2 separate regions of the Homo sapiens genome follow, and region 1 is linked to region 2. A link is a contact called in ENCODE Hi-C or POLR2A ChIA-PET data. All regions are on one chromosome and are shown on one strand. The core of a region is the stretch at or near the end of the contact, and the rest is flanking DNA. Distances in the headings are between cores, read along the strand shown.

Region 1 (4,813 bases), core at 139-2,638, 230 kb before region 2:
AGTAAAATGCAACCAGGCCCGGGCAGTGTGGTGCTGTCTCCTATAGTACCAGCTATTGAGGAGGCTGAGGTAGGAAGATCACTTGAGCCTAGGAGTTGGAGACCAGCCTGGGCAACATAGAAAGATCCCATCTCCAAAGAAAAAAAGTGACCCATTTTGTGTTTGCTATGCCACATAATAGAAGAACAGAGCAGCTAGGAAATTCTGGGGTGGCAAAACCTCAAAGTTCCGCAAGATGGCAGTAGTTCCTAAAAGTTAAATTAGCAATAGTTTGTCTAGGGAACTAGGTGGACGTGGTTAAATTGAGTAATGTAGGCTGGGTGTGGTGGCTCATGCCTGTAATCCCAGCACTTTGGGAGGCTGATGCAGGCGGATCACCTGAGGTTAGGAGTTTGAGACCAGCCTGGCCAAATGATGAAACCCTGTCTCTACTGAAAATACAAAAAAATTAGCCGGGCATGGTGGTGGGCGCCTGTAATCCAGGAGGCTGAGGTAGGAGAATCTCTTGAACCTGGGAGGCGGAGGTTGCAGTGGGCCGAGATCATGCCATTGCACTCCAGCCTGGGCAACAAGAGTGAAACTCTGTCTCAAAAAAAAAAAAAAAAAGAAAAAGAAAAATTGAGTAATGTGTACAATATATATTTATATATATTTATAAATATATTTAAATTTAAAATATATTATATAAATATATTATAAAAATAATTTTATATAACAGATTGTATAGTATATAAATTTAAAATACATATTTTATATATCAATAAATTTAAAATGTTGTATATAAGAAACCACTATATATGTTTATATGGATTTTCTTGAGACAGGGTCTTGCTCTGTCACACAGGCTGGAGTGCAGTGGCAAGATCATAGTTCACTGCAGCCTCAACCTCCAGGGCTCAAGTGATCCTCCCACCTCAACCTCCAGAGTAGCCGGAACTAAAGGCATGTCCCACCATGCCCAGCAAATTTTTAAAAATGTTTTTGTAGAAACTGGCTCTCACTTCATTGCCCAGCCTGATCTCGAGCTCCTGGGCTCAAGCAATCCTCCCACGTCAACCTCCCAAAGTGCTGGGATTACAGGCATGAGCCACGGCACTTGGTCTGAGTAAAACAGTTTTAATGCTGCTCAAAAAAGGTAAGATAAACGCAGAAAGGCCTTTCACTTCAAGGTTAGTTTGTTGTTTCTAGGGCAAAAAACAGTGAGAAACTGCTAGTATTTGACATAATTTTTCAGAAGGAAGCATATGACTTAGCCACATCTATAAAAATTCACAATGAGGCAAGTGACAAGAAATGTCACCATATCAAAGTATACAAAGAAGGGGTTTGTTACAATGGGTACATTCAGGTCTGAGCAAGGCAGGAGAGGGCTCCCCCGACACACACCAAGAGTGTTGGGCAACCATCAGGTGATGGTCAGGCGGTTGTTAAATGTTTCTGTAAAGTAATAATTGGTCACAGGTGGTGCCAGGGACAGGCAGCTCCCCCGCCCGCCCCCCCCCCCCGCAATAGAAAACACCTGAGACTGATCATCAGCTTCTCAAAAAGATCTCAGGAGTGGGGAAAAGTAACACAAGATCCCGGAAGTATGCCAGCATATAAAACCCCAAGTCAAGAGGGCAAGCCCTGCACCTGGTTTCTCAGGTCACCTGCTTGGCCCTCTTCCAAGTTATACTTTCCTTCTTTTCTTTCCTTTCCTTACTGTTCTAAAGCTTAATAAACTTTCTTGGCTCACTGCAACCTCCGCCTCCCAGGTTCAACTGATTCGCCTGCCTCAGCCTCCCGAGTAGCTGGGATTAGAGGCATGGACCACCATGCCCAGCTGATTTTTCTATTTTTAGTAGAGACGAGGTTTCATCATCATGATGGCCAGGCTGGTCTCGAACTACTGACCTCAAGTAATCCACCTGCCTCAGCCTCCCAAAATGCTGGGATTACAGGCATGAGCCACTGTGCCCAGCCTAAAGCGTAATAAACTTTCACTGTTGCTCTGAAACTTGCCTCGGTCCCTCCTTCTGCCTTATGCCCCTCAGTCAAATTCTTTCTTCTGAGGAGGAAAGAATTGAGGTTGCTGCAGATTTACCACCAGTAACTTGGATACCGTCCACCAGTAACAACTTCCGTTAAGATGGCAATACACCTCAAATTTATTTTTATTTTGAGACAGGGTCTCACTCTGTTCCCCAGGCTGGAGTACAGTGGCACAATCTCAGCTCACTGAAACCTCCACCTCCCGGGCTCAAGTGATCCTCCCACCTCAGCCTTCCGAGTAGCTGGTACTACAGGCGCATGCTACCATACCCAGCTAATTTTTGTATTTTTAGTAGAGACAGGGTTTTGCCGTGTTGCCCAAGGTGGCCTCAAATTCCTTGGCTCAAGCGATCCACCATCCTCAGCCTCCCAAAGTCCTGGGATTACAGGCATGAGCCACTGCGCCCAGCCAAACTTATCTTTGTATGTTTGTTATAGGCAAAAGTACCCCAAGGTTAAGGCTCAGCCCAAGAGGTCAAGTGGGTTCAGGAAAGAATTCAAGAGCATGCTGACAGAATAAAGTGAAAGCAAGTTCATTAAGAAAGTAAAGGAATAAAAGAATGGCTACCCCATAGGAAGAGTAGCCCTGATGGGCTGCTGACTGGCTATATTTATGGTTGCTTCTTGACTATACGCTAAACAAGAGGTGGCTTATTCATGAGTTTTCCAGGAAAGAAGTGGGGAGGTCTGGACCTTTTAGACCATACAGGGTAACTTCTGAAAGTTGCTATGGCAGTTGTAAACTATCATGGTGCTGTAGAAGTTTCTTTTAGCGTGCTAATGTATTATAATTACCATAGAATGGGCAGCAAAGGTAACCAGAGGTCTCTTCTGTCACCATCATGGTTTTGGCTGGTTTGGGTTGGCCTTTCTACCACATCCTGTCTTATCAGCAGGGTCTTACAGGGTCTTGTGGTCTTGGGAAACCAGTCCTGCCAAACTCCTCTCATTCAGTGTAATCACTATCAAAATTCCAGAGGCCCTTTTTACATAAATTTGCAAGTGAATCCTAACAGTTATATGAAAATTTAGGGAAAGGTAAACCCAATACAGCCCTAACAATTTTGAAAAAGAACAGGCCAGTTGCAGTGGCTCACCCCTCAGCACTTTGGGAGGTGGAGGTGGGAGGATTGTTTGAGGCCAGGAGTTTGAGACCAGCCTGGGCAACATAGCAAGGCCTCATCTCTACAAAAGAAAAAAGAAGAACAACAACAACAACAAAGTTAGAGGACTACATTTCTGGATTCCAAAACTTACTACGAAGTTACAATAATCAAGACAGTGTGGTACTACCATAAGATAGAGCAACAGAATTGAGTCCAGAAATAAACCCTTATAGTTAGTTGATTTGTGATAAGTATAAAATAATTCTATAGGGAAAAAATAGTATTTTCAATAAGTAATGCTAAGACAAGTGAACATTTATGTGCAAAAGAATGAGGCTGGATGCTTATCTCGCACTGCATACACAAAAATAACTCAAAATGGGTCAAAGAGCTAAAATCATAAAACTTTAGAAGAAAACATAGGGGTAACACCTCATAGGCAATTGATTTAGACAATGGTTTTTTAGGTATGACACCAAAAGCATAAGCAATAACATAAAAAACAGAAATCAAGTGAACTTCATCAAAATTTAAAACTTGTACTGTATAGTATCCAGAAAGTGAGAAGACAATCCATGGAATGGGAGAATATATTCACAAAGATTGTACCTGATAAGAAACTAGTATCCAGAATATTAAAAAGAATGCTTACAACTCAACAATAAAAAGACAACCCACCGGGTGTGGTGGCTCACGCCTGTAATCCTAGCATTTTGGGAGGCCGAGGCAGGCAGATCACCTGAGTTCAGGAGTTCAAGACCAGCCTGGCCAACATGGCGAAACCCTGTCTCTACTAAAAATACAAAAATTAGCCAGGCGTGATGGTGGGTGCCTGTAATCCCAGTTACTAGGGAGGCCGAGGCAGGAGAGTCGCTTGAACTCAGGAGGTGGAGGTTGCAGTGAGCCGAGATTGCACCACTGCACTCCAACCTGGGCGACAGAGTGAGATTCCATCTCAGAAAAATAAAATAAAATAACGCAGTTTTAAAATGAGAAAGGACTTGAGGCCAGGCACAGTAGCTAATGTCTGTAATGCCAGCACTTTGGGAAGCCAAGGCAGTCAGATCACCTGAGGCCAGGAGTTCGAGACCAGCCTGGCCAACATGGTGAAACCCTGTCTTTACTAAAAATACAAAAATTGGCTGGGCGCGGTGGCTCACGCCTGTAATCCCAGCACTTTGGGAGGCCAAGGCAGGCGGATCACGAGGTCAGGAGATAGAGACCATCCTGGCTAACACGGTGAAACCCTGTCTCTACTAAAAATACAAAAAATTAGCCGGGCGTGGTGGAGGGCGGCTGTAGTCCCAGATACTTGGGAGGCTGAGGCAGGAGAATGGCATGAACCCAGGAGGCGGAGCTTGCAGTGAGCTGAGATTGCACCACTGCACTCCAGCCTGGGCCACAGAGCGAGACTCCGTCTCAAAAAACAATACAAAAATTAGTTGGGCATGGTGGCGAGCTCCTGTAAACCCAGCTACTCCCAACTACTAGGGAGGCTGAGGCAGGAGAATGGCTTGAACCCAGAAGGCAGAGGTTACAGTGAATCAAGATAACGCCACTGCACTCCACCCTGGGCGACAGAGTGAGACTCCGTCTCAAAAACAAAAAAATAAAAAAAACCTCATACACTGCTGGTGGGAATATAAAATGATGCTACTACTTTGAAAAGCAGTTTG
Region 2 (4,947 bases), core at 965-3,464:
ACACCTGTAATTCTGGCTACCTGGGAGGCTGAGGCAGGAGAATCACTTGAACCCAGAACGTGGAGGTTGCAGTGAGCCAAGATTGCACCACTGCACTCCAGCCTGGGTGACAGAAAGAGACTCCATCTGAAAAAACAAGAAATTAAGTTTTTAAATCTATAAAAATGACTGAATCCTGTATAGGAGCACTGAGAAACCAGAGAAGAAATGCTGATGTAATAATTAGAAAGATAAAGTAGACAGCAAGACCAAAATGAAACCCTAGGACAATGGTGCAGGACAAAGAAATACCACTGGAGAAAGAGGAGAATTATTATTGTAAAGTGAAATAGAACTCACAGGAGTAATCAAGTAGTAGTTCTCCATTTGGAGAATTAGCATGCTCATAACTTAAAGATGATAATGTGTTGTATTTGTAAGCACTGCATAAAACTGGAATATTATCCTCATTCTGCGCATTTCTGTCATCATATCTGAAAGAAATACACATTTTAAAGTCATGAGAAGATAGTTTTATAGATATTTCGTCTTTATTATTATGACCATGAAATTTCAGGAACGCAGTTTAACAGACTGATCAGACTTTCTATAATCTTTGTTTAGTTATGATGCTCTTTAATGAATTTCATTGACTCATTAAGTATTGTTGCTAATTGTGTTTACATCTAAATATATCAGTAAAATAGAATGCCTTAATATTTAATAAATAACATGATCTGCCAGAAAATCATATGTTATTCTGAGTATAAATGATGATTTTGTCCAGGCATGGTAGCTCACACCTATAATCCCAACACTTTGAGAGGAAAAGGTAAGAGGATCACTTAAGCCCAGGAGTTTGAGACCAGCCCGTGCAACCTAGTGAGACCTTGTCTCTATAAAAAAAAATTAAAAAAAAAAATAGATTTTCATATAATTGGGCTAACCAAGATATAGGGCTAGAAATAGACTATAAGTTAGATAGGAAGGCTTTGTAAAATACAGAGAATGTATCTAGAGTAAGAAAATAAATGTAAACAAAAGAGCAAAAGTAGAAGTACCAGGTAGAGAAGAAAGTGAGGAGTTCAGTCAGGCTGGAGAAATAAATGGGTAAATTAAAAATAGATTGAGATCCAGCAATCCCACTACTAGATATATACCCAAAGGGTATGAAATGAGTATGTCGAAGAGATATCTGCACTCCCGTGTTCATTGCAGTATTATTTTGCAATATCCAGGATATGGAATCAAGCTAAATGTTCATCAACAGAGGAGCAGATAAATATAAATGAGGTAAAAGAAAATAAGTATCTTTTTAAAAAAATTAGAAAATAGATTGGTTAGATAGGACCAGATAATAGACTAATCTAAAGCTATCATTAGACAGAGACCAGTTTATTGTGTAAAATACAATACAGATGAATTAATAGAATAATGAATATAAAGATACAAAATTTATGCCCTATTTTTTTTTGCAAGCCCACAAATAATATCATAATTTTTTTTAAGGGTCTCACTGTATTGCCCCGGCTGGAACGTGTGGTGTAATCTTGGCTTGCTGCAACTTCCATGTCCTAGGCTCAAGCAATTTTCCTGCCTCAGCTTCCTTTCCTCAGTGTCCCTTTAGCTCGGGCTAAAGTCACACGCCACCACACCTGGCTAATTTTTCTATTCTTTTGTAGAGACAGGGTTTCTTCATGTTGCCCAGTCTGGTCTCGAACTCCTAGACTCAAGTGATCCACCCACCTCGGTCTCCCAAAGTGCTGGGATTATAGGCTTGAGCCACCATGTCCAGGTCTAATTTTCTATTAATAGAGTCAACAGCCATGCCATTACATTTCATTTAATATCATCAAAAACAAATATGACATAGGAGCAAGAAAAGAATAAAAACTGTACACATGCATTGAAAGTGTGCATGTAGATGATTAATACAGAGCAAAGGTCAGCCAGCTTTTTCTGTAAAGGGCCAGACAGTAAATATTTTCAGCTCTGTGAGCTAGACAGTCTCTGTTGTGACTACTGAACTTGGCTGTTGTAGCTGAAAAGCAGCCACAGACAATACGTATGGATGGTGTGGCTACATAAAGCTGTACTTAAAACAAGTGGAAAGGCTGGGTTTGGCCCCATAGACTTATAGCTTGCTGACCCCTGACATAAAGAAACACTGTAACTTTTTGCCATTCATAGTCATAACTAAACACAAAGTTATGTGTTAAATAGTGATTCACCGCTGGGCGTGGTGACTCATGCTTGTAATCTTAGCACTTTGAGAGGCCGAGGCGGGAGGAGAACTTGAGGCCAGGAGTTTGAAACCAGCCTGAGCAACATAGGAAGACCCAGTCTCTACAAAAATTTAAAAATTAGCTAGGCATAGTGGCGCACGCCTGTGGTCTCAGCTATTTGGGAGTTTGAGGTGGGAGGATTGCTTGGGCCCAGGAGGTCAAGGCTGCAGTGAGCCATGATCACGCCAGTGTACTCCTGGGCGACAGGTACTTGTACTAGGCATTGTGCCTGGTGCTTATTAGACATGTTGAGTCATCCAAGAGGTGTTGGAATGTCTGCCTATCTCTGTGTGCTCACAAAAATGACTATCTTAGCCGGGCGCGGTGGCTCACACCTGTAATCCCAGCACTTTGGGAGGCCAAGGCAGGCAGATCACGAGGTCAGGAGTTTGAGACTAGCCTGGCCAGCATGGTGAAACCCCCGCTCTACTAAAAATACAAAAAATTAGGTGGGCATGATGGCACACATGTGTAATCCCAGCTACTCAGGAGGCTGAGGCTGGATAACTGCTTGAACCTGGGAGGCAGAGGGTGCAGTGAGCTGAGATCGCACCACTGCACTCCAGCCTGGGCGACAGAGCAAGACTCTATCTCAAAAAAAAAGAGACTATCTTGTTCTTAATCCTCTTCAATTCTTCCTTTTTATTCTTTTCTCCCTGGCTCCTTTGTAGTTTAATAGTTATTTAAAATCAGGTGGAGCATTTTTATGTTTCAGTATAACACCAAAATGATCTCAGCTAAGTTGCTTTTGTTGCTTCTTTTCATATGAAGTTTTTTCCCTATCCTGTGAATCAGCCTTTAATCCAAAAATGACATAAAGAGAAGAGCAAGGACTGAGCCTTAAGTATGCCTAGAATGTTGAGGAGGCTGAGGACAGTGAAGAAGAGATGAAATAACCACAACCAGTAGCTTGGGAACCAGGATAATGTCATAAGACTCAAATGGAGGAATTAATATCAAGGGAAGATTAAAAAAAAAAAAAAAACTTAGTGAATCATATAGAAGACCGAAGGGATTAAGGAAGAAGAAGCAGCCAATTCATTTGTAGAGATTGTTATGAGTATTTTGGGTCAGTTTCAAGACTGGAGGATAAAAATGGGGGCAGGTTAGAAAGGTTTAGGAGCCAGTAAAATGGCTTTCACTTGTACAAATTTAACTACACCTTCTCCATTTAGAGAAAAAAAGCAAAAAAGCAGTTAATTTGGTATGTGCCCTTTTTCTCAGTGAACAGTGTCCCAGTGTGAGAGTTAACTTGGAAAAGGTAAATCTGTTTCTTCATTTGGGTTCATTTTCCACATGCCTCTCATGGTGTGAGTGTGAGAGCATCATTAAAGATAACACTTATATTTTTTTATTTAAAATGGCCTCTATTATAAGTGATTTGGTCTTTGGTCTTTAGAAAAAAAAAGCGAGAGAAAGAAAATTGTTAAAGTAAAAATAAAATGGCCCCTAAACAAAAGACCACTATTCCATTTATTCTCGGTTGAAGAAATGGCCATCTGTTCAACACTCTATTTTATGTATTATTTATATGTATTATAGACTTTTTGGCACAAAATAAACTGTTCACACTTTATGGAAGATTTAAAAGATTTTAAAGTATAATTTTAACTCTGCACAGTTTTCACTTGATTTTAGATCTCACTTTCTGGCCCTTCTTTCTCACCCCCCATCAAAGATGTGCCTCAACTATATATGGTAAGAAATGAAAGGAACATAAGTGGTTGATGGAGAGGAGAGTATGGTAATTAGAGAAAGCAGCAAGGTCAAAGTTAGTTATTTGTATTTTCTTTTAAAGAAATCTGTGGGTAATATGAAGGAAAATTTGAAGATTCTGGGAAGACAGCTAATAAAGGTGAAAGCAGTATTACTCCTAATATGGGTAGGATTATTTTTCTGATAAAAGTAACAGAGGTTTTTAAAGAATTTTTGTAAGCGTAATAAGGTTATTTCCCTCTTTATCTACTGTTGTCCTTTAAAAGGTTTTTATATATTTCTTTGTTTACAGCTTCAGAACTAGCAAAAACACCACAAAAAAGTGTTTCATTCAGTTTGAAGAATGATCCTGAGATTACGATAAACGTTCCTCAAAGTAGCAAGGGTAAGACATTACATTAGTTCTTTGAAAAGAATTTTCATAGTTGCTTCAAGATAGAGCATGTTACTTTTTTCCTTGTTTGTGAATTTTTATATATATTTTCTTCTTTTCTGAAAATTCATTCAACAAAATGCAATTAATATTTCAACTCATGTACCTTAGTATACCCGTGTTTAGCAGTCAGTAAGAGGGAAAAATATCTGTGCTAACTGAAGTTGTGCAAATTGACAGGGTTAACCAGAAATAGTCTTTAAGTCCTGTTGTCATGTGCTTGAGTTAGCCAATTATTTATAGAAGATTTGGCTTTGGGAAATACTATATGAAATAAGGCGTTTGGAGTTTGGAAGTCTTACAGATTGTGGAGCAGCTGTTTTTGAATGATCCATTCTAACTAGATTAAAAAGTGTACATTTCGTTGCTCTTTATTTATATTTTTGTTTTTGTTTTTGAACACCAATGTCACTTGCCGACATTTCTGTTTTTTTCATTTTTTAGAGACAGGGTCTCGCTATGTTGCCCAGGCTGAAGTGCATTGGCTATTCACAGGCACAATTACAGCACACTATTAAAGCCTTGAATTCCTGG

What was found. A loop is a pair of places that touch in the nucleus more often than their neighbours do. ChIA-PET counts read pairs that join two places held with the same protein, here RNA polymerase II (POLR2A). Pooled maps may share reads with other maps.
Region 1: a loop to region 2 is called in a map of Calu3, with 12 times the contacts of the local background. The contact joins two enhancer-like sites. A Hi-C loop is called at or near these places in 2 of 168 maps with a recorded cell type or tissue (Calu3 and esophagus muscularis mucosa), 1 of 37 single-sample maps with no recorded cell type and 10 of 50 pooled maps. POLR2A ChIA-PET finds 5 or more read pairs at or near these places in 6 of 52 experiments (AG04449, AG04450, CD8-positive, alpha-beta T cell and 3 more).

What each region holds. Positions count from the first base shown.
Region 1 is chr2:201,172,971-201,177,783 of GRCh38, reverse strand. It overlaps CFLAR (CASP8 and FADD like apoptosis regulator), which reads right to left. Exons shown (of 10, transcript NM_003879.7): 10 at 1,097-4,813. Among named protein-coding and RNA genes, the nearest start is that of CASP10, 7.8 kb to the left of the region's middle. Within about 2 kb of position 1,388, at least 4 of the 41 ENCODE cell types and tissues checked have a DNase peak (open chromatin) inside an H3K27ac peak, as active enhancers do.
Region 2 is chr2:200,942,103-200,947,049 of GRCh38, reverse strand. It overlaps ORC2 (origin recognition complex subunit 2), which reads left to right. Exons shown (of 18, transcript NM_006190.5): 6 at 4,273-4,365. Among named protein-coding and RNA genes, the nearest start is that of ORC2, 19 kb to the left of the region's middle. Within about 2 kb of position 2,214, at least 7 of the 41 ENCODE cell types and tissues checked have a DNase peak (open chromatin) inside an H3K27ac peak, as active enhancers do.